Regions from separate parts of the Mus musculus genome. Here all the other regions are linked to region 1. A link is a loop called in an ENCODE intact Hi-C map of the cell type or tissue named here. Cell type or tissue: heart. All regions are shown on one strand.

Region 1 (5,000 bases):
GATGCTCTCTTCTGGAGTGTCTGAAGATACACTACAGTGTAGTTACATATAATAAATAAATAAACATTAAAAAAAAAAAAGTGGAAGCAGGAGTCAGGAGTTCAAGGTAAACCGTGGATACAAAGCTATTTCAAGGCCAGCCTGGGCTACATGAGACAGTTTCAAAAAAAAAAAAAAAAAAAAATTTTTAAGAAAAAAGAAAAAGAAAACTGTACTAGCTGGGCAGTGGTGGGACACGCCTTTAATCCCAGCATTTGGGAGGCAGAAGCAAGCGGATTTCTGAGTTCGAGGCCAGCCTAGTCTACAGAGTGAGTTCCAGGACAGCCAGAGCTATACAGAGAAACCCTGTCTCAAAAAAAAAAAATTCCCTGCAATCCCTTTTCCACCTGCTAAATGTAATATTTACATACATGAGAAAGAATATACTTAAACAGTCTAATTTTCCTAAGATACTCTATAAAGCAAATGATATCACTAGTAACTGCATATCTCTGAATTTACACTATAATCTATCCTTTATAGTTAAATTAGTAGACCACACATATCACATGCATTCACTCAAGATAATGAAGATAGTTTACTACTAATCAGAAATTAGAAAACAATTCAGAATTTCAAAACATATGCATTCTATATCAGTACTTATTGTAAATGACCTGTTTGAACATACATTATATTAATACAGCTTAACCTGTTCAATGATAAATATATGAAGAGAGCCCAACATTTTGCAAACCTAAGACAACCAACATTACATTTTAATTATTAAAAATGCTAAAATGCAGTGTACTTAAAAGACTAATGGGGGCTGGTGAGATGGCTCAGTGGGTAAGAGCACCCGACTCCTCTTCCGAAGGTCCAGAGTTCAAATCCCAGCAACCACATGGTGGCTCACAACCATCTGTAAAGAGATCTGACTCCTTCTCCTGGAGTGTCTGAAGACAGCTACAGTATACTTACATATAATAAATAAATAAATCTTAAAAAAAAAAAAAAGACTAATGAATGACTGGGTAAAGAGATGGCTTGATGAAATAACTAGGTTTGGTAAACAAGAATCTGGGAAAACTGTCAATAGTAGAATCTAGGGGTTTGGGAATGCAGTAGCACCCTGAATCTAAACTGTATTTTTACTTTTATTGATGGTTATAAAGTTTTCTAATGACCTGTTAGAAACATCATTTACATTTTTAAAAAGAGAAACTCCTCAGGCTAGGAGTCTACCTCAGTGGTATAGGCTTGTCTATCAGATGTTAAGGCCCAGGATCCAATGACAGGACTAGAAGAATTAAAAAAAAAAAAAAACCTTAAATGCAACCAACACAAGCATTTGCAAACCTGTTTTCAAATCTCGGATCAAAACTCTGGACTTTGCAAACTTAATTATGTAAGATAGGAAATAAATCTACATTTCAGCCACAAATGGGCTGCATAGTTACTGTGAGGTTGAACTCTTCACAAAGCACTTCGTGCAATGTCAGGCACACAGTCAGCACTCAGGATGTTAACAGTATGCATCTTTGAATAGACATTTATGCTGAATGAAAAAGCATTTTTGGTTAAGATTCATGTTTTAAGCAGCTTGGTTTAACAACTAACTCATCATTTGGAGACCATTTCCAAAAGGAAAACTCCTGATAGGAAACTTAACAAACTTGATGCTTAACATGCTGGGTGAGGGGAAGTTTAAAAAAAAAGCCTTGAAAAACATTACTCAGTGGATAGTATTGTTCTCCATCTGAAGAAAATGAATCACAACTAAATTAAAAATAAAAAAAGTTTCAAGACAAACTTTTAAACGGCTTACAACTCCTGTGTAGACAAGGCTTTACCTAGGGCAGGCAAGGCTGGCTGGGTACATCCTAAGGACAAAACTTGTCACTCTTCCACGTTACTAACTGCAGGTAAAGAATGCTAGACTATAACACATCCGTGGCTATCAGAACACATTCCCCCAACTTCAAGACGACAACCCCACTTCTTCTAAGGTGAAGAGAGCACCATGTCCACTTTGGGGCTTGATAACGGTCAAGGGGGAGGGGAGTGGAGGCAGGAAGATGAATTGGCTCCGGGGTTCCCGCAGCACCCTCCCGGTTACTCCTCAGGAAACGACCAATCCTCCACGACTTCTTCCCGCCACCTCTACCCCCACCTGACCTCTCCCCAGAGAAACTTCCATAGACTCCCTTTTCCTCGAGGATGCAGAAGCGGAGTCTGACACCTTGCGTCTCCCAGGCTCCCCCCCCCCCCGAATACGCACCACCACCCACACGCCGGCAAAGGGAGGGGAGCCAAGCGGACCACGGCCCCCGCCCCTCCCCCTCCCCGCCGGCCACCGAGCTTTGTCCCACCTGCCGAGGGGACCCCGGTGCCGCCTCGGGCCGCCCCTCCCTCCGGCCGTCGACCACCGCGCCACCCGTGAGCTCCGGGCTGCTCGGGGCCGGCCGCGCCCCGCCCCCCGCCCGCCCGCCCGCCCGCCTGCCCGCAGCCCGCAGCCCGCAGACGGCCCGCGGCCTCACCTCACCTACCCTCTTTCGGGGGCCGGTCTCCACCTCCCGCTCCGCCATGTTGGGCCCCGCTCGGAACCGCGGCGGCTCCCGGCGCGGCGGCCGCGGCCCCTCTCGGCCCCCGCCCACACTGCAGACACCGGCGCTTCACCCGCTGCGGTTCGGTCCCCCTCGGCCCCCGCCGGGCCTGGCGCGGGAGTGACGAGGGGGGCGGAGGCCCGCGCGCTTAGCCGCAGCTCCTGGGGTCCCACGGGCGGGCGCGTGGGCGCAAGGGCCTGCCGGGGCAGGGGGGCCGGGACTCGGGGGGTTAATGGCCTCCAAGGGGCCCCGTGAGGAGGATTATTTTCTCTCAGAGAAATTCCTCCGCCAGTGGTTTTCTTAAAGGGATCTCCAAACCAGCCCCTTGCGCGCGCCCCTGATGCGCAGGCGCGCCACAAGCCCCTCCTCCCTTTCCCACCAAGCCCCCGGTCCTGAGCGTGCGCGGTGAGTGGCCCAGGCTAGGCCTAATCCTGTTAGTCTCTTTGCTGCCAGCAGCTGCTCCCACCACTCAACTATGGCCGCTCCCTTAAAGGGACCATGACGAAGGGATGATGTCAGAATGAAAGATCTTAATGGAAGGACTATCTGGTGAAATGTCAGTGAGGGGTTCACATCACCACCCTACACCTGACTACAGAGATATTGCCAAAAGGAGAGAACCCTGATGAGCCAAAGTTCTCAGTGACCCTATGAACATGAAGAATCCCAACCAAGAAGAAAACAAGACTGTTATCTGAAGGAGAAACCAACAGCTTGTCAAGTAAAGGGCGTCGACTCTCAAGGAACAACTTCCAACCTTAAAACCAGATCCACTGGTAGTGTTGAAGGCAGAACCAATAACTGAAGACAATTTCCTCAATACCTGCTTGCCATTAGAATACTAAAATGAAAAAGGATCTTAGAAACCATCTACTCCATTGCTTTCAAAGTTAACATTGCCAGTATGGTCATTTGAAATAAATTAATTTACCTCAAGATATCGAGTGGCTGGTGAGGAGCTAGAACACAGTCTGGAATTGCATTCCTCCAGGATTCTGAACACACAAAACTGTCGTCAAGGCAAAAGAACATAAAATGTCAAGAGTCTTGATAGTTCAAGAACATGGCTGCTCTCCTGAGAAGTTTCATGGTGATGACCTGCAACTGCTGTGTGCCATCATTTGCCTCCACTGAAGGAATTTGAGGGTCTGACTTAAAGAATAGGAGCTTGAACTGTCAAGGCAGGAAATCCAAGGGTAGGCACTATCTTCCCTGAAGCACAACGAAGCCAAAGATAATGAGAGCTGAAGTCCCCTCTTGGATTCTTAATGAAGACATAGGCACAACAGACAGACATATAGTAAAAAATACAAGGAAATTAGTTTAGGTTGGTTGGAGTTGGGTTGGTTGGAGTTGGATTGGTTGGAGTTGGGTTGGTTGGAGCTAGGTTGCTATGTAACCCAGAGTGGCCTGAAACTGCTGGTCTTCCTGCCTTGACCAAGTGCTTGGACTGCTGGTATACTAGGAAATCCCCAAAGAACTAATTAAAAAAAATGTTTAAGTCTCTGAAGAGTTGTTATTCTCCATGGCAATACAAGGGGACCCAGAGCTCCTCTGCTCACAGGGTGAAAGTTGCTCTACAGCTGTACTTCTGTGTGTAAGTCAGTAGCTCTTTGAACCCAGGAACATTGGCTGAACACTGAAATGGCTGAAAGTTTCCATGCTGGTCCTTGATTCTCCCTTGGGCCTGTTATCTTTTGTTTCACTTATGGGTAGAACAAAAAGAAACATGTTCACTTCTGCCAGATAATGTTTTTTTTTTCATATCCTAGACTCTTTCCTTACATGTCCAAAGCAAAAAACAAATAGAAAGGTTAAGAAAATATGTTTTCAGGGATTGTAGTTAAATATAAGACTGGATGGTTTCCACCTTTTTATGGGCTGTAGACTACTCCCTTCTAATAAAATCCAACAGCTTAAAAGTGGAACTTCTGAAGGGAACAGTTGAAAATAGATACCAGCCTGGTCTGCATAGATTGTCTAAAGTAAGAAAAGGGGAAAAAAATCAGGGGCTGGAGAGACGGCTCAGCGGCTAAGAGCACTTACTGCGCTTCCAGAGGCCCTGAATTCGATTCCCAGCAACCACATGGTGGCTCATAACCATCTGTAATGGGATCTGATGCCCTCTTCTAGTGTCTGAAGACAGCTACAGTGTACTTACTTACATATAATAAATAAATCTTTTTTAAAAAATCAGGAAAAGTGAAACTTCTGATATTCAACTGAAAGTGGGGACCCCAGCTTCAGCCATGTCCTCTCTTCTTCTACTCATGCATCCTCCTATCATTAGAAAAATGCCAGGCTTTTTTTTTTTTTAATGGTTTAAGTGCATTGTTTAGTTCGACTACACTATATTTTCTTCTGCAGTGCTAGGGACCTCCCTCACAATGCTAAGAAAGCATTCTCCCAATGAGA
Region 2 (5,000 bases), 48 kb after region 1:
AATGGTAAAGTGGTATCCAAACAATATAATGAAAATTCACCTCAAGTGGTAGAATGTTTAGTGGTCTTAGAAGTTTTAAAAACCTTTTTAAAACCCCTTAATATTGTGTCAGATTCCTATTATGTGGTTAATGCAGTAAATCTTTTAGAAGTGGCTGGAGTGATTAAGCCTTCCAGTAGAGTTGCCAATATTTTTCAGCAGATACAATTAGTTTTGTTATCTAGAAGATCTCCTGTTTATATTACTCATGTTAGAGCCCATTCAGGCCTACCTGGCCCCATGGCTCTGGGAAATGATTTGGCAGATAAGGCCACTAAAGTGGTGGCTGCTGCCCTATCATCCCCGGTAGAGGCTGCAAGAAATTTTCATAACAATTTTCATGTGACGGCTGAAACATTACGCAGTCGTTTCTCCTTGACAAGAAAAGAAGCCCGTGACATTGTTACTCAATGTCAAAGCTGCTGTGAGTTCTTGCCAGTTCCTCATGTGGGAATTAACCCACGCGGTATTCGACCTCTACAGGTCTGGCAAATGGATGTTACACATGTTTCTTCCTTTGGAAAACTTCAATATCTCCATGTGTCCATTGACACATGTTCTGGCATCATGTTTGCTTCTCCGTTAACTGGAGAAAAAGCCTCACATGTGATTCAACATTGTCTTGAGGCATGGAGTGCTTGGGGGAAACCCAGACTCCTTAAGACTGATAATGGACCAGCTTATACGTCTCAAAAATTCCAACAGTTCTGCCGTCAGATGGACGTAACCCACCTGACTGGACTTCCATACAACCCTCAAGGACAGGGTATTGTTGAGCGTGCGCATCGCACCCTCAAAGCCTATCTTATAAAACAGAAGAGGGGAACTTTTGAGGAGACTGTACCCCGAGCACCAAGAGTGTCGGTGTCTTTGGCACTCTTTACACTCAATTTTTTAAATATTGATGCTCATGGCCATACTGCGGCTGAACGTCATTGTTCAGAGCCAGATAGGCCCAATGAGATGGTTAAATGGAAAAATGTCCTTGATAATAAATGGTATGGCCCGGATCCTATCTTGATAAGATCCAGGGGAGCTATCTGTGTTTTCCCACAGAATGAAGACAACCCATTTTGGGTACCAGAAAGACTCACCCGAAAAATCCAGACTGACCAAGGGAATACTAATGTCCCTCGTCTTGGTGATGTCCAGGGCGTCAATAATAAAGAGAGAGCAGCGTTGGGGGATAATGTCGACATTTCCACTCCCAATGACGGTGATGTATAATGCTCAAGTATTCTCCTGTTTTTTTTTTACCACTAACTGGGAACTGGGTTTGGCCTTAATTCAGACAGCCTTGGTTCTGTCTGGACAGGTCCAGATGACTGACACCATTAACACTTTGTCAGCCTCAGTGACTACAGTCATAGATGAACAGGCCTCAGCTAATGTCAAGATACAGAGAGGTCTCATGCTGGTTAATCAACTCATAGATCTTGTCCAGATACAACTAGATGTATTATGACAAATAACTCAGCAGGGATGTGAACAAAAGTTTCCGGGATTGTGTGTTATTTCCATTCAGTATGTTAAATTTACTAGGACAGCTAATTTGTCAAAAAGTCTTTTTCAGTATATGTTACAGAATTGGATGGCTGAATTTGAATAGATCCTTCGAGAATTGAGACTTCAGGTCAACTCCACGCGCTTGGACCTGTCGCTGACCAAAAGATTACCCAATTGGATCTCCTCAGCATTTTCTTTCTTTAAAAAATTGGGTGGGATTAATATTATTTGGAGATACACTTTGCTGTGGATTAGTGTTGCTTCTTTGATTGGTCTGTAAGCTTAAGGCCCAAACTAGGAGAGACAAGGTGGTTATTGCCCAGGCGCTTGCAGGACTAGAACATGGAGCTTCCCCTGATATATCTATGCTTAGGCAATAGGTCGCTGGCCACTCAGCTCTTATATCTCACGAGGCTAGTCTCATTGCACGAGATAGAGTGAGTGTGCTTCAGCAGCCCGAGAGAGTTGCAAGGCTAAGCACTGCAGTAGAAGGGCTCTGCGGCACATATGAGCCTATTCTAGGGAGACATGTCATCTTTCATGAAGGTTCAGTGTCCTAGTTCCCTTCCCCCAGGCAAAACGACACGGGAGCAGGTCAGGGTTGCTCTGGGTAAAAGCCTGTGAGCCTAAGAGCTAATCCTGTACATGGTTCCTTTACCTACACACTGGGGATTTGACCTCTATCTCCACTCTCATTAATATGGGTGGCCTATTTGCTCTTATTAATAGAAAAGGGGGAACTGTGGGAAGCCGCCCCCACATTCGCCGTCACAAGATGGCGCTGACATCCTGTGTTCTAAGTTGGTAAACAAATAATCTGCGCATGAGCCAAGGGTATTTACGACTACTTGTACTCTGTTTTTCCCGTGAACGTCAGCTCGGCCATGGGCTGCAGCCAATCAGGGAGTGATGCGTCCTAGGCAATTGTTGTTCTCTTTAAAGAGGAAAGGGGTTTCGTTTTTCTCGCTCTCTTGCTTCTTGCTCTCTCTTGCTTCTTACACTCTGGCCCCATAAGATGTAAGCAATAAAGCTTTGCCGCAGAAGATTCTGGTCTGTGGTGTTCTTCCTGGCCGGTCGTGAGAACGCGACGAATAACAGAGTCTCAATGACAATGGAGTAATGGAGTGTGCACAGCTAGCTGACCCGCCAAGGGGATGGAGAAAGTCATACGGCCGCTGAGACACCTAGTGGTGAGGATCTTCACTGCACCGTTACAGTTTGCTAGTTGGGCCCCCTGTTGGACTCACTTCCTGACCAGTAGTGCAACATGGTGAAGTTGGAACGTTAGGTGCCCGTTTTTGTTCCCAAACAAAGTAATCTCAGGAAAGAATGAAACTTCAGAGACGCATGGCGATACATCTGAAAGGCCTGAGGAAGGCTGAGAGACCTGCAAAGTTAAATTGACATGCGCGGACCGATGCGATGGTCTCACAAGCCCTGCGGGCTCAGTTGAAGATGCAAATTCAGTTAGTTAATATTTATTAGGAAGCAAAATTGTGTTCCATCAGGCATATTATATCCCTTCCTATCCTTTTAGGCCTCATAAAACTCAAACCAGAGGATAATTATAACTTTCATGTATTGTAATTACAACGTTTGAATGGTAAGATCACCTGCGTTTGCTACAAGGTGAAAATTGTTCTATATGCCACTCAAACTCATTAATTTACTACACATTTCAAAACTGAGTCATATATTTATTTACTTATTTATTGTTTTTTGAGACAGGATTTCTCTGTGTTGCCCAGCTGTCCTGCAACTTGCTCTATAGACCAGGCTGGCCTCTATCTTACCTGCCTCCTGAGTGCTGGGATTAAAGACGTTTGCCACCACACTCCAGCTTGAGCTGTGTTTAATATCTGAAGTTAATAATTGATATCTTGAGATATTCTTCAATGGTTCAAAAAACAAAGTCAATGGACTCACTCCTTCCAGTACATTCTGAGGGTGTTACCACGGGGCCCTGTGCTGTGCTGGTTAAGAGAAGTTCAGAGTGGGTACAATTGGCTCAGACCCATAATCCTAGCACTCAAGAGACCGAGGCAGAAAGGATTGCCAAGGATTAAAGGCCAACCTGGGTGGCAGAGTGAAACTTTTGTTTTAAAAACAAAATAATTGGGGTGCTTGCTATGAAGTCTGACCCAGTGCGGTTGGTTAGTTTCCCCAGAACCCATGTGGTGGAAGAAGAGAATTGACTCCCACGAGTTGTCCCTGACCTCCGTAAGCATTCTGTGGCGCATGCACACATGTATACAAGTATATAATTAAACATACACATGTGGGAGAATACGCACGTGCGTGCGCACGGACACACAAACACAAACACACACACACACACACACACACACACACACACACACACACACACACACACACACAGGGATACTGCCCTCATGGTATGTACACATTTTAGCGCTGTTTCTAAACTGTTAATGTGAGCGATTATTGTAAGAACTAAATACAACCAGCTGGGCGTGGTGGCGCACACCTTTAGTTCCTTCACTCAGGAGGCAGAGCCAGGCAGATTTCTGAGTTCGAGGCCAGCCTGGTCTACAAAGTGAGTTCCAGGACAGCCAGGGCTATACAGAGAAACCCTGTCTCGAAAAACCAAAAACCAAACAAAACAAACAAAACAAAACAAAAAACCAAACCAAAACAAAACTAAATACAAGTTGGTGACATGCCTTGGGAGGCCAAGGCCCGAGGCTGGCGGCTACGACACACTGCTGTGTCCACTCTTCCTTTGGTGCCGCATGTTCGTGTACAATATTTGGAACGTCTGGAGGAGTGGGGCAGTAGCAGGAAAAGCAGGGAGGCGGAAAATCCTGAGCGTCTCAAGGGAGGAAGTTATCTAACGTAGTACAGGGCAGGCTTGGCTGCTAAAAACCCACAAACTGTTTGGGTGCCTCGATGGGACTGAGAGGGCCCGTGATCCTGCTGCTGCAGCAACTGTCCTTACCATCCTTACAGGCTGGTGGTCCTAGTCTCTGACGCTGTGCTTCTGGAATACAAGGCTAGACATCTCTAAAACGTCACTGTACCCACTGCCTTTCTTCTCTCATAAGGCAGGGCTTAATGGAAACGCACCAATACCCAACAGCTGGTAGTAATGTTGAATGAAGCCAGGTCTAATCTGCTTTCCAATGACTTTGTCTCTTATTCTGCAGAGTCACCCAGCCTTGGTGAGACCTAAGGGGCCGGCATAATCTAATCCAAATGGTTTTGATTCTATAGAATACAGATTTTTAGTTTTTGAGAGGGGATCTCAGATAGCCCAGCTTGCTCTTGAGCACATTATGTACCTGAGTATGACCTTAAACTTCCCATCTTCTTGCATCCACTCCCAAAAGCTGGGAGCAAAGGTGTGAGCCACCATGCTGGGCTTTTTGGTTTTTGTTGTTTTGTTTTGTTTTGTTTTTTTTGTCTTTTGTTTTTCAGACACAGTTTCACTGGAT
Region 3 (5,000 bases), 55 kb after region 1:
GAGGCAGGTGGAGGGCTGAGTTTGAGGCCAGTCTGGTCTACAGAAGTAGTTCTAGGACAGCCAGGGCTATGCAGAGTAACCCCGTCTTGAACAAAATCAAAAACAATTTCCTCTCCCATGATTTGTGCTTGTAAATTGTTACTGTACACACACATGGAGTCACATCTACCTCATTTACCCTTCTGCTGGAGAATAAAGTGAGTCTTCTGCATGTCACACAAGCCAGAACCCCAAAGGCTGTGTCCTCAGCTCTCTCCATACTTTTCCCTCTTGGACAAAGACTGCATTCACTCAAACCTAATGGCAAATTTTATAGTATTACAACAAACGTGTTGCTATGAAATAATGTTTTTTTTTTTCCCTTTTTTTTTTTTTTTTTTTTTTTTTTTTGGTTTTTCAAGACAGGGTTTCTCTGTATAGCCCTGGCTGTCCTGGAACTCACACCCGGCTTCCTTTTTCTTAAATCTTTACTTTTATTTATTCATTAATTTTTTTGGAGGCAGGGTTTCTTTGTGCAGTCCTGGCTGTCCTGGAATTTACTATGCAGCCCAGGCTGGCTTTGAACTTGGAGTCCTTTCTGCTTCCAGAGTGCTAGGATTAAAGGCATATGCCAAAACAACCGGGGCTTCTATTTTATTTTATTATTTTTATTTTATTACGTTTCATGTAGCCCAAGCTGGTTTTGAACTCAATGTAATTGATAATGTAAAGATAAACTTGCAGTCCTGATTACTAGTGCCTCCTCCTCCCAAATTTTGGGCTCACGTGTTTGCCAATCTGCTAGCCTTTGATAGGGTTTCAATAAAAGTAAAACCGTTGAGATTAAACTCTGTGAAATTGACTCTAACTTCATTGGCGTAGGAATAAGAGACAGCACAAGTTCAATTTATAACCTTGAACCCAGCGAAGATGTTAGCCAAGAATAGCGGACTACTCATAAGAGGAAAGAAAATAGCCTTTCAGCGCTATCAGGAGCTGATAGGGCCCTGGATATTTAATTTCACGCGAAAGTTGCAGGGCATGCCCATTCAAATTTCTTCCAACAAATCACAAAGGCGTATAGACACTTTCTTATCCGTTTATTGGTCAAATGGAAATCCCAGCCCTCCCTACCTCCCGCCTCTCACTAGGGAGCCAATTGGAAAAACTTAGGTTTCATCATCAAGTACTGTACTTGCTATTGGCTGTCCGAGCTGTCAATCTAGGGAAGGCGGGCCAGGCCGAACTGTCCTATTTAAGAAGAGGACAAAGGCGGCGCGCAGCTTGTGTCGTCCGCCATTTTGTGCTCAGCAAGGTGGCAACCACGTTCCCTGAGCGACTTCTCCGCTTCTGCCTCGACCGCCCCTTGACTACAGCTATGTCTCGGGATCGGTTCCGGAGTCGCGGTGGCGGCGGTGGAGGCTTTCACCGGCGTGGAGGAGGTGGCGGCCGCGGCGGCCTTCACGACTTCCGCTCTCCGCCGCCGGGCATGGGCCTCAACCAGAACCGCGGCCCCATGGGCCCGGGCCCTGGCGGCCCGAAGCCGCCGCTCCCGCCTCCACCTCCTCACCAGCAGCAGCAGCAGCCGCCGCCGCAGCAGCCTCCGCCGCAGCAGCCGCCGCCGCACCAGCAGCCGCCGCCGCACCAGCCGCCCCATCAACAGCCCCCGCCTCCGCCGCAGGAATCCAAGCCCGTCGTCCCCCAAGGCCCCGGCTCGGCGCCGGGGGTGAGCAGTGCGCCTCCGCCGGCGGTCTCGGCTCCGCCCGCCAACCCCCCGACCACCGGCGCCCCTCCGGGCCCTGGTCCAACCCCGACTCCGCCGCCCGCCGTCCCCTCCACCGCCCCCGGACCGCCTCCCCCATCGACGCCGAGCAGCGGAGTCTCGACCACCCCTCCACAGACCGGCGGCCCTCCGCCACCGCCCGCCGGGGGCGCCGGGCCGGGGCCTAAGCCGGGGCCAGGCCCTGGCGGTCCAAAAGGCGGCAAGATGCCCGGTGGGCCTAAGCCTGGAGGTGGCCCGGGCATGGGCGCTCCTGGTGGCCACCCGAAGCCACCACACCGAGGTGGCGGCGAGCCCCGTGGGGGCCGGCAGCATCATGCGCCCTACCACCAGCAGCACCACCAGGGGCCCCCTCCCGGCGGACCGGGACCGCGCACGGAGGAGAAGATCTCCGACTCGGAGGTGAGCGGGTTCTCGAGCAAAGCCGTCCGTTTCCCTAAGATGGCGGCGCCTGCCTACCCTCGGCGTTTTTTTTTCCTCTTCCCCCCCGCCCGCAGCCTAGAGGGCCTCCATTTTGTCCCCTGCCGGAAGCGCTCCTGCGCATGCTTGCGCAGGCGGGGCGGACGCGCGGCGGGCTGTGGAGGCCGCTAGGGATTGGCTTCCAGCGGGAGGGCATCCTCACGTCTTGGCGGTAATCCGCTAGAGGCTAGCGGTCCGGTCCCTTGGGACCCAACTAGTGCACGTCGGAGGCCTCTGTTTGGGAGAAAACAGGGCAACTTGGTGCTGTCTTCCTAGTCTGCATTTAGAGCTATTTGTTGACGTCAGAGGTGTATTGATTGGCGTTTGCTGATAAAGAGGCGATGTGTTTCAAAGCATTTTGTATACTCTGCTTCATATGGATTAGAGTTAGTGATCCTGTTGGATCCCCAAATATGGTTCAACCTGCTAGCCCTCATGGGAAAAAAGGGAGATCGTTAACGAATGCACGATGGCCTACTTTGGGACCACTAGACTTTTCCTGCTTTGGTGTATGAATTCCGTCCGATTTCTTTATTAGGGATTTAAAGCCAACTTGTCTCTCTTGCGGAGGCCTGGAGAAAAAACTTACACACAGCGCTGTCGGTTGTTTGTGGGGAATCTACCTGCTGATATCACAGAGGATGAATTCAAAAGACTGTTTGCTAAATACGGAGAACCCGGAGAAGTTTTTATCAACAAAGGCAAAGGGTTCGGGTTCATTAAGCTTGTGAGTGTAATTTTTTTCCCTTTTGTGAAAGTTTTTAGGCATGCTTTTAAATGGGAAGAATTAACGAGCCTTTAAGTTTTTTTCATCAATAGAAATCAGAATAGTGTGCATTGGGGCAGGACCTCAAAGACAGACCTTTAGCCCTCGGGGTGTTGGGAGGAGGCTTGAAGAAAGCTCTTAAGCGGTAGAAGTGGGAAGGGTTATTAAAAAATTGAGCACTAGCCAGTTTGGAAGTTGTTAAAAGTATTTCTGATATTTGCAGGAATCTAGAGCCTTGGCTGAAATCGCCAAAGCTGAGCTTGATGATACTCCCATGAGAGGTAGACAGCTTCGGGTTCGATTTGCCACACACGCTGCAGCCCTGTCTGTTCGAAATCTCTCTCCTTATGTTTCCAACGAACTTTTGGAAGAGGCCTTTAGCCAGTTTGGTCCTATTGAAAGGGCTGTTGTAATTGTGGATGATCGCGGAAGATCTACAGGGAAAGGCATTGTTGAGTTTGCTTCCAAGCCAGCAGCAAGAAAAGCATTTGAAAGATGCAGTGAAGGTGTTTTCCTACTGACAACGTAAGTTGTCTTTAGTTCATGCTTTCTTTTTTTTTTTTTTAATAATTTTGAGGGATAGTCGAAATAAAATTGGAAGTTAAGATGAGGAATAATTTCTGTTACTAGGACTCCTCGCCCAGTCATTGTGGAACCACTTGAACAGTTAGATGACGAAGATGGTCTTCCTGAAAAGCTGGCCCAGAAGAATCCAATGTATCAAAAGTAAGACTAAGCTTTTTGGTGCTCTAAAAGAGAAGTTAGTGATTTCTAATTTTGCTTAGAACTTTTTAGAACATTAGAAACTTTTTAGTCTGGGTTTTGGCTGGTTGGTCTAGAATTTTTCTGTTGTCTAGGCTGACTAAAACTCTTGACAGTCTCCTGACTTCTGTCACACAAGTGCCAGGATTATAGGTGTGAGCCATCATGCCAGTGTTATGAATACATTTTACAGTGTTTCTTGAATATGCTTAATACACATCTCTGTCTCATCTATTTTCTTATTTATTTTTTCTTTTTTGAGAACAAGGATTCTCTGTAACCCCCTGGTTGTCCTGGAACTTGCTTTTTAAAGTTCCCACCTTTGTCTGCTTCCCAGAATGCTGGAAATAATAAGGATGTTGCCACCATATCTGGCATAACTTGAAGCTGTTGGATAAAAAGTACATTCACATATGATCCAGATAATGCTAAAGTTAAATGAGAGCTACTTGTTATTGGTGGGGAAAATGAGCCTGGATAAAGAATTTGCTATAGAAAAGGGGGGAAGATGGTGTCTCTTTCCTACATTTCCTACTTCTGTCATTTTCTTTGTGCTCATTTATCCCTATCCTACCCCCACCCCCCACAGGGTTTCTTTGCCTAGTTCTGGCTATTCTAGAACTATAGACCAGGTAGGTGGCCTCTGCCTCCCCAGTGCTGGAATTAAAGGCATGTGCCACCACTGTGTGCCCTGGGGGGGGGGGGCTTTTCCCTCTAACTTTAGTTTTAGACACATGGTCTCTGTAGACCAGACCGGACTAGAAATACATCACCATGCATTCCTGGCTTTTTGCTTTGTTTTATATATCATAACTTACTATTTCTAGAGTTAATACATTTGTCTAGGAGGCTAGTTCCAGGGCTACATGGTGAGACCTTATCTCAAAATGGGTGAGGGATTTTAAAGAAGATGGTATTAGGCTTAAGCAAAGGGTTGGGGTGGGGTGAAAGGTAAAGAAATGTTGACAGACCTTTCTTTAAGCAATGTCAATTTATTTTTTTAAGTGGTTTTTGTGTGTGTGTGTGTGTTTTTGTTTTTGTTTTGAGACAGGGTTTCTCTGTATAGCCCTGGCTGTCCTGGAACTCACTCTGTAGACCAGGCTGGCCTCAAACTCAGAAATCCGAAGGCGTGTGCCACCATGCGCCCTGCTAGTTTTTTAAGTTTTATTTGTTATTTATTATTTATATGAATGCACTGTAGCTGTCTTCAGACACACCAGAAGAGGGCATCAGATTCCATTATAGATGGTTGTA
Region 4 (5,000 bases), 110 kb after region 1:
AATTTTAAGTTTATGAATCTTCTGTCTGCAAGTTTATCTGTGTACCATGTGTGTGTCTGTTGCCCTCAGATGTCAGAAGAGGGCACTGTGTCCCCAGAAACGGGAGTTACAGGTGCTTGAAAGCTGCCATGTTGGTCCTGGTAACAGATCCCAGGTCTTCTGCAAGAATAAATGCTCTTAATTGCTGAGCCATCTCTCTAGCTCCTCTACTAGTCTTTGCCAGCTTCTTTCTGTAGGTAGAAAACTGAAGACTCATGGATTTTTTTCATCATAGCATTTCATGTAGTTCAAGCTGCCTTCAGACTTGTTATTTAGCTAAGGATAGCCCTGCTGTCTTCTGAGTGCTGAGATTGCAGGCACTCACCACCTCAGTTCAGAGGTTTAAAAATTTGAACCGGTTTTAAAGCAAATGTTTTATTTTAGAAAAACTCAATCAGTCAGGCCGTGATGATACATGTCTTTATTCCCAGCACTTGAGAGGTAAAGGCAGGTGAATGCCAACTGACTACAGAGTGAGTTCTAGGACAGCAGGGCTACACAGTATAACCATGTCTCAAAAAACCAAACCAAAACCCGGGTGTGGTGGCGCATGCCTTTAATCCCAGCACTCGGGAGGCAGAGGCAGAGGCAGGTGGATTTCTGAGTTCGAGGCCAGCCTGGTCTACAAAGTGAGTTCCAGGACAGCCAGGGCTATACAGAGAAACCCTGTCTCGAAAAACCAAAAAAAAAAAAAAAAAAAAAAAAAAAAAAAAACCAAACCTCATCAATCATACAGAGAAGATATTTTTAAAACATGAATTTAGTAACATTATACACACACACACACACACACACACACACACACATATATATATATATACTTGGTTTTTCAAGGCAGGGTTTCTCTGTGTAGCCCTGGCTGACCTGGAACTCATTCTGTAGACCAGGCTGGCCTCGAACTCAGAAATTTGCCTGCCTCTGCCTCCCAAGTGCTGGGATTAAAGGCTTGCACCACCATGCCCGGCAATAACGCTTTGATATTTAGTCCATTTTCTTCAGGGATATGGGACATGAGATGACACCCATGCTGCAGAAGATAAGCCCATGCACATGCAGACATCACTAAGTGGACCAAGTGGGTTTGAAAAGGCAGAGTGAATGGCAGGGGACAGGGGAAGGGATTTGATCAAAGCACATATGCATGCATAAAATTATCAAATAATAGAAAACAAAAACATACATTTTAAATAGAAACTATGTGTACTGTCTCTAATATTTGATTATAATTTATAATACCATGTATGGGTAGATTTCCTCTGGTGTTTTCACACAATTTTGTTTTGGTTGACCCTTCTCCTCAAATCAGAATCCTCCTGTTCCCATGCCCTTTAGTATCTTTCGTGCTCAGCCTTCTCTCATTTTAGATCTTTGCCCCTTAAGTGCTGGAGTCCAGCTCCAGTGGGGTTCAGGTTCACATGTGATGATTAATCTTATTAAATTGATGGGATTTAGAATCAACTTGGGGACAGGTATCTGAGTTTGTCTGTGAGGGATTTTCTTGGTTTATTGAGCTATGAGACTTTGTCCTGACTATAGGCCAAAAAAGAGAAAGATGGTTGAGCGCTAGTCATCTTTCTCCTATGTTCCTCAACTGTGATGCACATTAAAAAATGGAGAAGGGCATATACAGCTCCATCTAACACTTCTGAGCTTTGACATTCCTCCATTTCTCCTTCCAGCTTTTTCTTTTCTTTTTTTAAAGATTTTATTTATTTTATGTATATGAGTACACTGTAGCTGTCTTTAGACACACCAGATGAGGGTATTGGATTCCATTACAGATGGTTGTGAGCCACCATGTGGTTGCTGGGAATTGAACTCAGGACCTCTGGAAGAGCAGTCAGTGCTCTTAACCACTGGGCCAACTCTACAGCCCTCCAGTTTTTTTTTTCCACAGCCCTGTCTCTTTAAGAAGTCAATCATATCGGAAGTGAGAATGCTGGGACGGCTAGGTCTAGGGCATGATGGGAATAGAGGGCGGGAATGAAGGCCGGGAACGTCCAATTACCTCAGGTCTAGCGCATAAATAGGAGTGCGCACGCGCAGTTGTCAAGGCGTTGCGTTGCCATTCCTCAGGCGATTCCAGTAAAGTAATTTGTCATGGTCCCCACCTGAGACCTTGAATGCTTTTGTGCATTCTCCGACTGGCGTCTCATTGGAGGCGGGTGTCCTACCGGGCTAGAGAAAGCCGCTCAGGCCTGTGGGCTTGTGAGGGGGCAACGTACCACGTGCCCAAACGGGGCGTGGCCCTCCACGTGACTAGGCGCCGCAGGAAGTTCTGGGTAACCTCACGTGACAGGACCGTCCCCTTCTGGCGGGGGCGGAGTGGCAGCTCATCACGTGACCGGCGGCGGGCTGCGCCGCGGTGGTGCCGTAGCATCCTCAGGCTCGCTGCAGTTGGCGGCTCGCGCGCTCCGTTGGAGACTGAGTTCCTCCTCTGGCCTTTGGGGGACAGGCTGGGGAATTCTGGTTGCGAACGGGAACGCCGGAGAGCTTGCGACATTCAGAGGAGGGATACGCGCCTGTAGAGTGTTACAACTGTGGCAAGTGGTGGAAAGTTCTCGACCCGGCTTCGCAACAGGGTTTTAAAAAACCTGTTGTTTCTATGGCTGGCTGGAATTGATGACAGGCCTTTTGCGAGGGTTTCCTTTATAGCTTGGCTTACATTTGTACTACCGTTTGGGAATCTGAAGAGAGCCCAGACAGGGGTTTCTAGCAGCCATTCTCAACCCTCACAGGGTCGCATATCAAATATTTACATTACAATTCGCAATTAGCAAAATTACAGTTATGACGGAGCCACGAAATAATTTTATAGTTGGGGGTCGCCACATTAACCGAGTTTATGAATGTTGAGAATCACTGGTTTATAGGAAGACGTTAGGGGGAGTTGCCTCCAGAATGACCAGTTGGCCCACCTCTAAATGGGAACCTAGCGTTCTAGTTGTGATGACGTCTGAGGCTCTGAAGTGGCTTTAGGATGAGAAATCGGTTCTTATTGTTAGTGCAGGCTGAGGTAGAGGCAAAGGTGAGGCCTCACTTGGAGCAGACATGAGTCACATGTCAGTGTCCACACAATCAGAAATTAAGTACTGAGTCCAGCTGTCCACTTGCTAGGGTCCTCCTGTGGCGTGTTCAGCCAGTCTGTATCGCAACAACCTCCAATATAGTGAAGACCATAGTGCTTGTCTAAGACTTTTCTCATTGGAAGGTAGCTAATCCAGGAGCAAAAAGAACAGTTAGTCCTAGTCCCAGAAGGGTGTTGCTCAAATGCTCGATCCTGAAGCTATTAACATGTTAGTATGAAGGAAAACAAAACCCAAGTACCAATCCTTTATATTATGTTTTAGGCGTCATCTTAGTTTTAGATGGGATAAGAACTCGGCATAAGCACTTAGAATGAAAGAACCTTTGGATGGTGGATGTGACAAAGCAATGGCACAACAAGGGCTTCTGGACAGAATTAAAGAAGAACCTGATGATGCTCATGTAAGCATTTTCTTTTGACTTTCAAAATACTAAAAATTATTAGCGTTAGAATTGGTATTATTCCGGAGAATTGGAAATGAATGGTACTCAATGGTTGCTGGTTTATACGTTGATACAACCCAACTGATTAATTTTTTTCATGCGTTAGGTGAGTCCTATGGAGGCTGGGGGATATACGATTAAGTAGTAGAGTATATTCCCAGTGCTGTGAGTGCGCAATTGTCAGTGCTAGTCCAAAATGAATGGAGCCTCCAAACTTTATTCATTGGAAACTTACTCCTGCTTCAGCGTGATTGCTGGAGGGTGACCCTGAGAGGTAAAGATCCAAGTACAGGCTCTGTCATTACCAGGAGTGGCTTGGTTTTAAAAGCCAGTTGGGCATTTTGCTTGCTGTCTTGTTCTTTCTTGGGCACTCTCCTACCCTTTGCTACATTGTAATGTGACTAGAAGACTTGACTAAATGCAGCCCCCTTGTCTTGGAATTCACAACCTCCAGAGCTATGAGAAAATTTCCTTTCCTTCTAAATGACCCTGCTGCGTGGTTTTCTCTTAAAGCAAGATGAAAAGGGCTTAGACAGTGCGTTAATCAGGTTTTTAGTGCTTTAGATGAGAAAAGGTCATGGTAAGTGTGATATTTGTTTTTGTTAAAGAAACAAATATAGTGGCTGGAGAGATGGCTCAGTGGTTAAGAGCACTGGCTTCTCTTCCAGAGGTCCTGAGTTCAATCCTCTACAGTAAATCGACATGGTGGATGACAACCATCTTTAATGGGATCTGAAGCCCTCTTCTGGTGTGTCTGAAGTGAGCAGCACTGTACTCAAGTACATAAATAAGTCTTTAAAAAATATAGAAATGGTAATGATGATTAGGGACACTAATAGATGGTGTAATGTGTAATATGTATCGTATAGTAGAATGTGGCATTAATGTGATTATTAATATCATTGCATGCCTGAGAGTGTGCCATTATCTCGCTCACATCTCTGATACTATTATTTTACACATGAGGATGCCAGAACTCAAAAAAGCTAAGCATGTGTATGGATCAGTTAGTAAACATTAGATAGGGTTCAAACGTAGATAGTAAGATTTCAGAAAACATGCCCTTCCATATGTAGCTTGAGTCAAGAAGATTCAGCAGATCAGAAACTTACGAATTTTGATTTTGATTTTAAGAGCAATGGACATTATAGGGTTAGTGTGTTTTGAGACAGTCTCATGTAACCCAGGCTGTCCTTAGATTTACTGAGTAGCTCAGGGTGACCTTAAACTTCTGATCCTCTTGCCTTTGCTTCTCAAGTGCTGAAATTACTGGTGTGGGCCTCCATGCCAAGTTTTCATTGCAGGGACAGTAATATGAAACAGAACAATCTGGAAAGATCATTCTGGCTATTCCCTAAAGATAGATTAGAAACAAAAATAATCTGTGGAGTAGAGAGTCATTTATTTTGGCAATAATTTTTTTCTTTAAC
Region 5 (5,000 bases), 210 kb before region 1:
AAATCCAGGCAGCCTCCTCCGTGGTCCCATGCCACAGTCTTATTCACCCCTCTTCTCCCCTTCCCCCATTCTCAAGAGAACAGAGTACAAAGGTAGAGGTCTCAGGCCTTTTTTGGTACCTCCGGGTTGCCAATACCACTTAGATACCCCTGGAGACTTGCTGACCCCATTCTTTGGGGGCCCTCCTGACCAGCCCTCCCACCTTCCAGGTCCTTACTAGCAGCAGGGCTGCAAACTGCTCGCTGTCATTCTTGGCCTCACGGAGGGCTCCCAGGTAGCGCTCCAGGGTGGGGTTTCGGCTCTCTGCCTGGTTCAGAGCTGGCTCACAATCCGAGGCCATGATGCCCGCCTTGCCCAACTGTGAACACAAGAGGGACTGAGCATCCCTCTGCAGAGGAGGGGCGGGGGCGGGGGTGGAAGTGGAGGATGTAGGGAGGGATTAGCACAGAGGGAGGGGGGGTGGATTTGGAAGGGTGGCTTCCTCATGACTGACCTCCCTTGGGGGAGCCCCTTTAAGAGGCTGGACCTACAAATTCTTTAGGATGAAGAAGGGACCCTGGTCCAAGGTCACCTCCAGAAAAGTGGGATATGAGGACCATGCATGCCGCTGCTCAGCTGGACAGCTTTCCTCACCAGTCTAGAAGTGGGAAGGAGCTGGCCCAACTGCTCAGCAGCCCCTGGCACCAGACACCGGGTTTTATCTCTCTCCAGGAGGCACACGAGGAGTGAGCGGTGAGGACAGACAGGGAGGAATGCAGACAGACACGGGTCAAGTTCGATTATCCGGACTCACGCCGACAAGGAAGAAAAGGACATTCTAGGGTTCCTTTCCCCTCCCTTCTTCAGAGAAAGTAGACTGGCTTCAGCAGGAGTGAGAAGGCAAGCTCTCCAGAGAAGGCTTTGAAGACTCCCCTGTGGACCCACCCCTCCAGCCAGGGCTCTTAATCGCCCCCGCAGCCTCCTTGCCTTCTCTTCTTTCCCTCCCTCGGGCAGAGGCTGCAGAGGCTGCAGAGGCTGCAAGAGCAGGAGCTGCAGCTGCTGCTGCAGCAGCAGCAACATTAACCCCTTGTGCTCCCTGTACTCTCCCTGTCCGTCCCGCTAACAGCCTGTGGGTGCCGGCACTGGCTGGAGAAGGAAAGAGGGGTCGGGTGGCTCTCAGGATAACAGAATCCAAAAGCCGGATAATCGAAGCGGGGCTGCAGTGATGGAGAGATGAGAAGGGGAGAAGGGATCCTGGCGGTCACCACCTGTCCCGCCGCAGCCAGGTCACAACACGACATTGATGAAGTCGAACGACAGGGCAGCGATGAGATCACACTTCACGATGGCGCGGTGATGTCACGGAGAGATCACAGCGAAATCACGACATGAAGGGGACAGCCCCCAAATATGATAGGGCAAATTTAAAAAAATATATAGGTAGATAGATAAATACTGAAAGGGGTTGTGACAAAATGGAGTCTCGACAGGGTACGGTGATGTCGAGATATGGCACGATGGAGTCGCGATAGGGTCCCTGGGGAGTCTCGGCATCGATCAGCGCCGGTTCGGAGAGGCTCCGGCTGAGATGCAGGGGAGGGCTTGAAGGGGGCTGAGCTCACCAGGCTGCGGCCCCGAGCGGCGAAGTCTTTCTCCGGGCGCGATGCTCCGGGAGCCTGGGGCTGCTGCTCACGCCGCGTTGCCCACTCTTGGCTCCAGGCTGCTACAGCTCCACCCCCACCCCCGCATCGCTCTCGACCAATCGGCGCTGGGCTCACTCCGCACTCTGACCAATGGCACAGCAGGGCGCTAAGCAGTAGGGGGGCGCCTCCGGTGCGGCCATCTTGCTTGTGGGCAATTGCCCGAGTCTGGGGCCTGAGTGCTCGAGCTAAGGAGGAAAGGTGCGGGCCGCCCCGCAAGGGCTCGCGGCCAAAGGCTGAGGGCCCGGACGTCCTCGCTTGTGCGTAGCTCTCCCCTCAGCGCCGCCCCTCCTCCCACTTTTGGGCTCGCGGCTGGAATTGCGCTTCCGGAGGGTGGGGGCAGGAGGACTGGCTCAGCGTGAAGAGTATGTTTCCGGGTTGAGCCCCGGGAGGTGGGAAGGAGGCGGCGTTTCCGGCCGCGGTCGCTGTCCAGGGAGGCTGAGGCAAGAGGGAGCTGTCCGGGTGGGGAGCCAGCACTTCCTTCTTCCTCCTCTGCGTGAGGGGAGAGAAGGTTGGGGGTCCCCGAGCCCATGGATCGGGAGGAGGCGGAGGCCGCCGAGAGCCGGCACCCCTCTATGTGGCCCTGAGCCCCGGTAGGTGGCCGGGGCGGCTGACTGCCAGGCCGAGGACCAGGAGCTCAGGGGAGGGGCAGAGGCGGGACGGGCGATGCCTCGGGTACGCTGGTCCGGCGTTGGGACCCGGAGATGGCGCTCCTGGCTGGGACAGGACAAATCTGCTGCTTCTAGCCTTGCAGGTGCCAGAGTCCCAATCTGAACCCCTCCGCTTTGGGACTCAGGCCTGGTCAGGCAGCTCCCTCTATTCCCTGACATATGGGCAGACCAGGCTGAGGCACTGCGGTCCTTATGATACTCTCGACCTCTGCAGCCTCGTCCCGAGTTGCTGTCTCTGGTGTTTGATGATCTTCCCATCGAGATTAAAAGAAAAGAAAAGGGAAAAAAAAAAGTTGATACAGAATAAAGGGGGCGGGGCTGGGCTCGTTGGCGAAAACCTTCCTCCTTGAGAATTTTGACAATTATGCCCCTTAGAGGGTCCTGCGGTGGCTGCAGTGAGCACAAAAAGCGAACTGAAGGAAGTCAAAGTAGAAGACCTCAGGCGGGGTTCCAGGAATGCTTTGCCTGGTCTCATCTCACGGTGGTTGTGCCCAACTGACAATAGAAGCTGTTAAAGCTCCTTAGCTGACTCTCCTTGTGCTATCTTGTGATTAACAGACTGGAAACTAGGAACAAATTGGAAAGACGACCTCCTAGAACAATCTGTTCATTTTTCCAGCTATTTGGAAAACAGTGTTTGCAAATATAAGCAAAGCTATTCATGCAGTCTGTTCTGTAACTTTCTCAAACATCTAGGACTTTTTTCTTTCTTTCTTTCTTTCTTTCTTTCTTAAAGCTTTATTCTTGATTACTCACACCCGTTGAATAGACCGGCTCTGTCGTTATTCAAACATATCTTATCGCTGTGTATATAAATGGAGTTCCACGTATGTAGCTGACAGACTGAACTATGATACATTCCCCATCAACCTGAAGTATTAAGTAAACATTACCCCCTGCTGTATCTGAACAGCTGCTGCAACAGCGTGCTTTTATTTCGGGTGTACTTGTAACGCCCTAAATGCCAGAACTACCGGGAGCTTTTCTAGATTTTCATTTGTCGAGTATTGTGGGGGTGTGTGTGTTCTCTCCCTGGGTTGCTACCCTTTGATTTGATAACAAACATTTTGGGTCTTAGCAGTGTTTTGTCGTTCCTGCCTCTGGTCAGCAAGCCTTTAACTGGACCCTAGCAGTGATTTGTGCCCATAGGCAATTGTAGGTTTGAGCCGAGTAAATGGCTAGGAGTGCAAATGAGATTAGCTCTGCCTCTCCCATGCACTTGTAACCAGTTTGCTAGTCCAATGGTATTTATTACTCCTGTTTTCAAAGCCTTCTCCTTTCTTTTTTGCTTTTCCCACCCACGTGCCAAGATATTGATGACAGGTGTTGAGTCACCTTTAGTTTTAAATCCTTTTGTGGTAGGCAGAAACGAGAACACACTCACGAACACACACACATACACTCTCTCAGCTCCATCCTGGGAGGCTAGCGAAGTTTCCGAGTATAGCTTCTTAGGCTACACCTCATGATCTTTTCAATGTGTTTGTGGCCTACACACCTCTTTTCTGACCCATGTGCCCTAATGTACAATTACGGGAAAACTAGACTAGGAAAGGGTAGAAGAGAGTGAGAGAGATAAGAGTCCATTCGGTGCCTATGGCTCAGAGAAAGGCATTACCTCAATTTGGAGTTTTATGTTTGCCTCTTCATTTCTTGGCATTGGCATTGAAATCCATTCCAGACAATGCTGGTCTTTTTGTATGCTGGCTGGAAGTGAGGGTTAGGGTTGCCAGTCTGTGCTATTTACCAGCTGTGGGTGACAGCTTCGTATTTATCATTTCTTTCATCAGAAGATTTCTAATTGTGTTTGTTTGGAGGCAGGGTTTTTCTGTAGCCCCAGCTGTTCTGAAACTGTAGACCAGGCGGGCCTTGAACTCACAGAGATCTGCCTGTCTCTGCCTCCCCAGTGCTGGGGTTAGAGTTATGCATCACCACTGCCAGCACAAGATTTTTTTTTTTTTTTTTTTGAGACAGTGTCTCATTATATTCTCTAGGCTGACCTTGAAGTCCTGGATTTAAACAGTTCTACCTTAGCCTTCCAAGTAGCTAGGACTTCAGGTACGAGATACCATGCCTAGTCAACAGATTTTTGAATTGTTTCTTAGAACCCTGTCAACAACTCATCTTGATATATATATATATCGTTCCTCTTTCTTCTCCCCTCCATCCTACAGCCACTAGATTACAGAGTAGCCAGCACAGTGCCTAAGTCAAACATATGGGGAGAAGTATACAAGTACTTAAGACAGGAATTGCAAATGACTTGGATCAGGCAGATAATGTAAAAGTGTAAATTGATGTGAAAGTGTGACCTGGGTAGATTTGTAAGATAGGGATGGTGGGGGTGGGAGCAAACAGGGCAACGCGCTTGCTGTGCCTAAAGAGAATCACCTTGAAAAACTATACTGCAAGGCTGGGCAGTATAATCAGAATTAGTTAGAGGAAGTCCAACCTCTTCATAGATAACGAAGTACTTTGGTCAAAATCACAGAGCAGTTAGTAGAAGCTGAAGGGGGAAATCAGACCTGCCTTCCCAGGTTGGTGCTCTTTCCCGTTCTCTCACAGACGTTAGCTTAGACAACAATGGGATACAAAAATCACTTTAACAGCAGATTCACTTTATATATCCTTGCTCTGTTGTTACGCTGAT

Evidence for each region. Hi-C counts contacts between places; a loop is a spot of excess contacts. Peaks named below come from ENCODE experiments on the same cell type or tissue, not always from the same donor. Only the 100,000 strongest peaks of a DNase experiment are listed, where the experiment ranks them.
Region 2: it touches region 1 in a loop (3.0-fold over the local background); 10 of 42 quality-filtered maps call a loop at or near these places.
Region 3: a loop joins it to region 1, with 2.9 times the contacts of the local background. A loop is called at or near these places in 9 of 42 quality-filtered maps.
Region 4: a loop joins it to region 1, with 5 times the contacts of the local background. A loop is called at or near these places in 4 of 42 quality-filtered maps.
Region 5: it touches region 1 in a loop (1.9-fold over the local background); 2 of 42 quality-filtered maps call a loop at or near these places.

What each region holds. Positions count from the first base shown.
Region 1 is chr4:126,965,288-126,970,287 of GRCm38, forward strand. Zmym4 (zinc finger, MYM-type 4) reads right to left here and starts at 2,940. Exons shown (of 30, transcript NM_001114399.2): 1 at 2,529-2,940. The coding sequence starts at 2,567. In heart, no CTCF peak of the experiment used is centred here; a DNase peak (open chromatin) is centred at 2,954; H3K4me3 peaks cover 2,163 bases; H3K27ac peaks cover 1,655 bases.
Region 2 is chr4:127,013,050-127,018,049 of GRCm38, forward strand. No RefSeq gene overlaps it. Among named protein-coding and RNA genes, the nearest start is that of Sfpq, 5.8 kb to the right of the region's middle. In heart, a CTCF peak has its summit at 2,762; a DNase peak (open chromatin) is centred at 2,742; H3K4me3 peaks cover 405 bases.
Region 3 is chr4:127,020,060-127,025,059 of GRCm38, forward strand. It overlaps Sfpq (splicing factor proline/glutamine rich (polypyrimidine tract binding protein associated)), which reads left to right and starts at 1,242. Exons shown (of 10, transcript NM_023603.3): 1 at 1,242-2,161; 2 at 2,757-2,945; 3 at 3,208-3,509; 4 at 3,615-3,710. The coding sequence starts at 1,358. In heart, CTCF peaks have their summits at 2,036 and 2,235; DNase peaks (open chromatin) are centred at 1,182 and 2,312; H3K4me3 peaks cover 4,510 bases; H3K27ac peaks cover 2,684 bases.
Region 4 is chr4:127,075,019-127,080,018 of GRCm38, forward strand. It overlaps Zmym6 (zinc finger, MYM-type 6), which reads left to right and starts at 2,365. Exons shown (of 14, transcript NM_001285885.1): 1 at 2,365-3,528. The coding sequence starts at 3,439. In heart, a CTCF peak has its summit at 2,457; a DNase peak (open chromatin) is centred at 2,273; H3K4me3 peaks cover 1,766 bases; H3K27ac peaks cover 1,394 bases.
Region 5 is chr4:126,751,724-126,756,723 of GRCm38, forward strand. It overlaps Ncdn (neurochondrin), which reads right to left and starts at 1,706. Exons shown (of 7, transcript NM_011986.4): 1 at 1,248-1,706; 2 at 218-358. The coding sequence starts at 1,280. AU040320 (expressed sequence AU040320) reads left to right here and starts at 2,047. Exons shown (of 21, transcript NM_133886.2): 1 at 2,047-2,272. In heart, a CTCF peak has its summit at 2,264; DNase peaks (open chromatin) are centred at 358, 758 and 1,768; H3K4me3 peaks cover 3,230 bases; H3K27ac peaks cover 2,932 bases.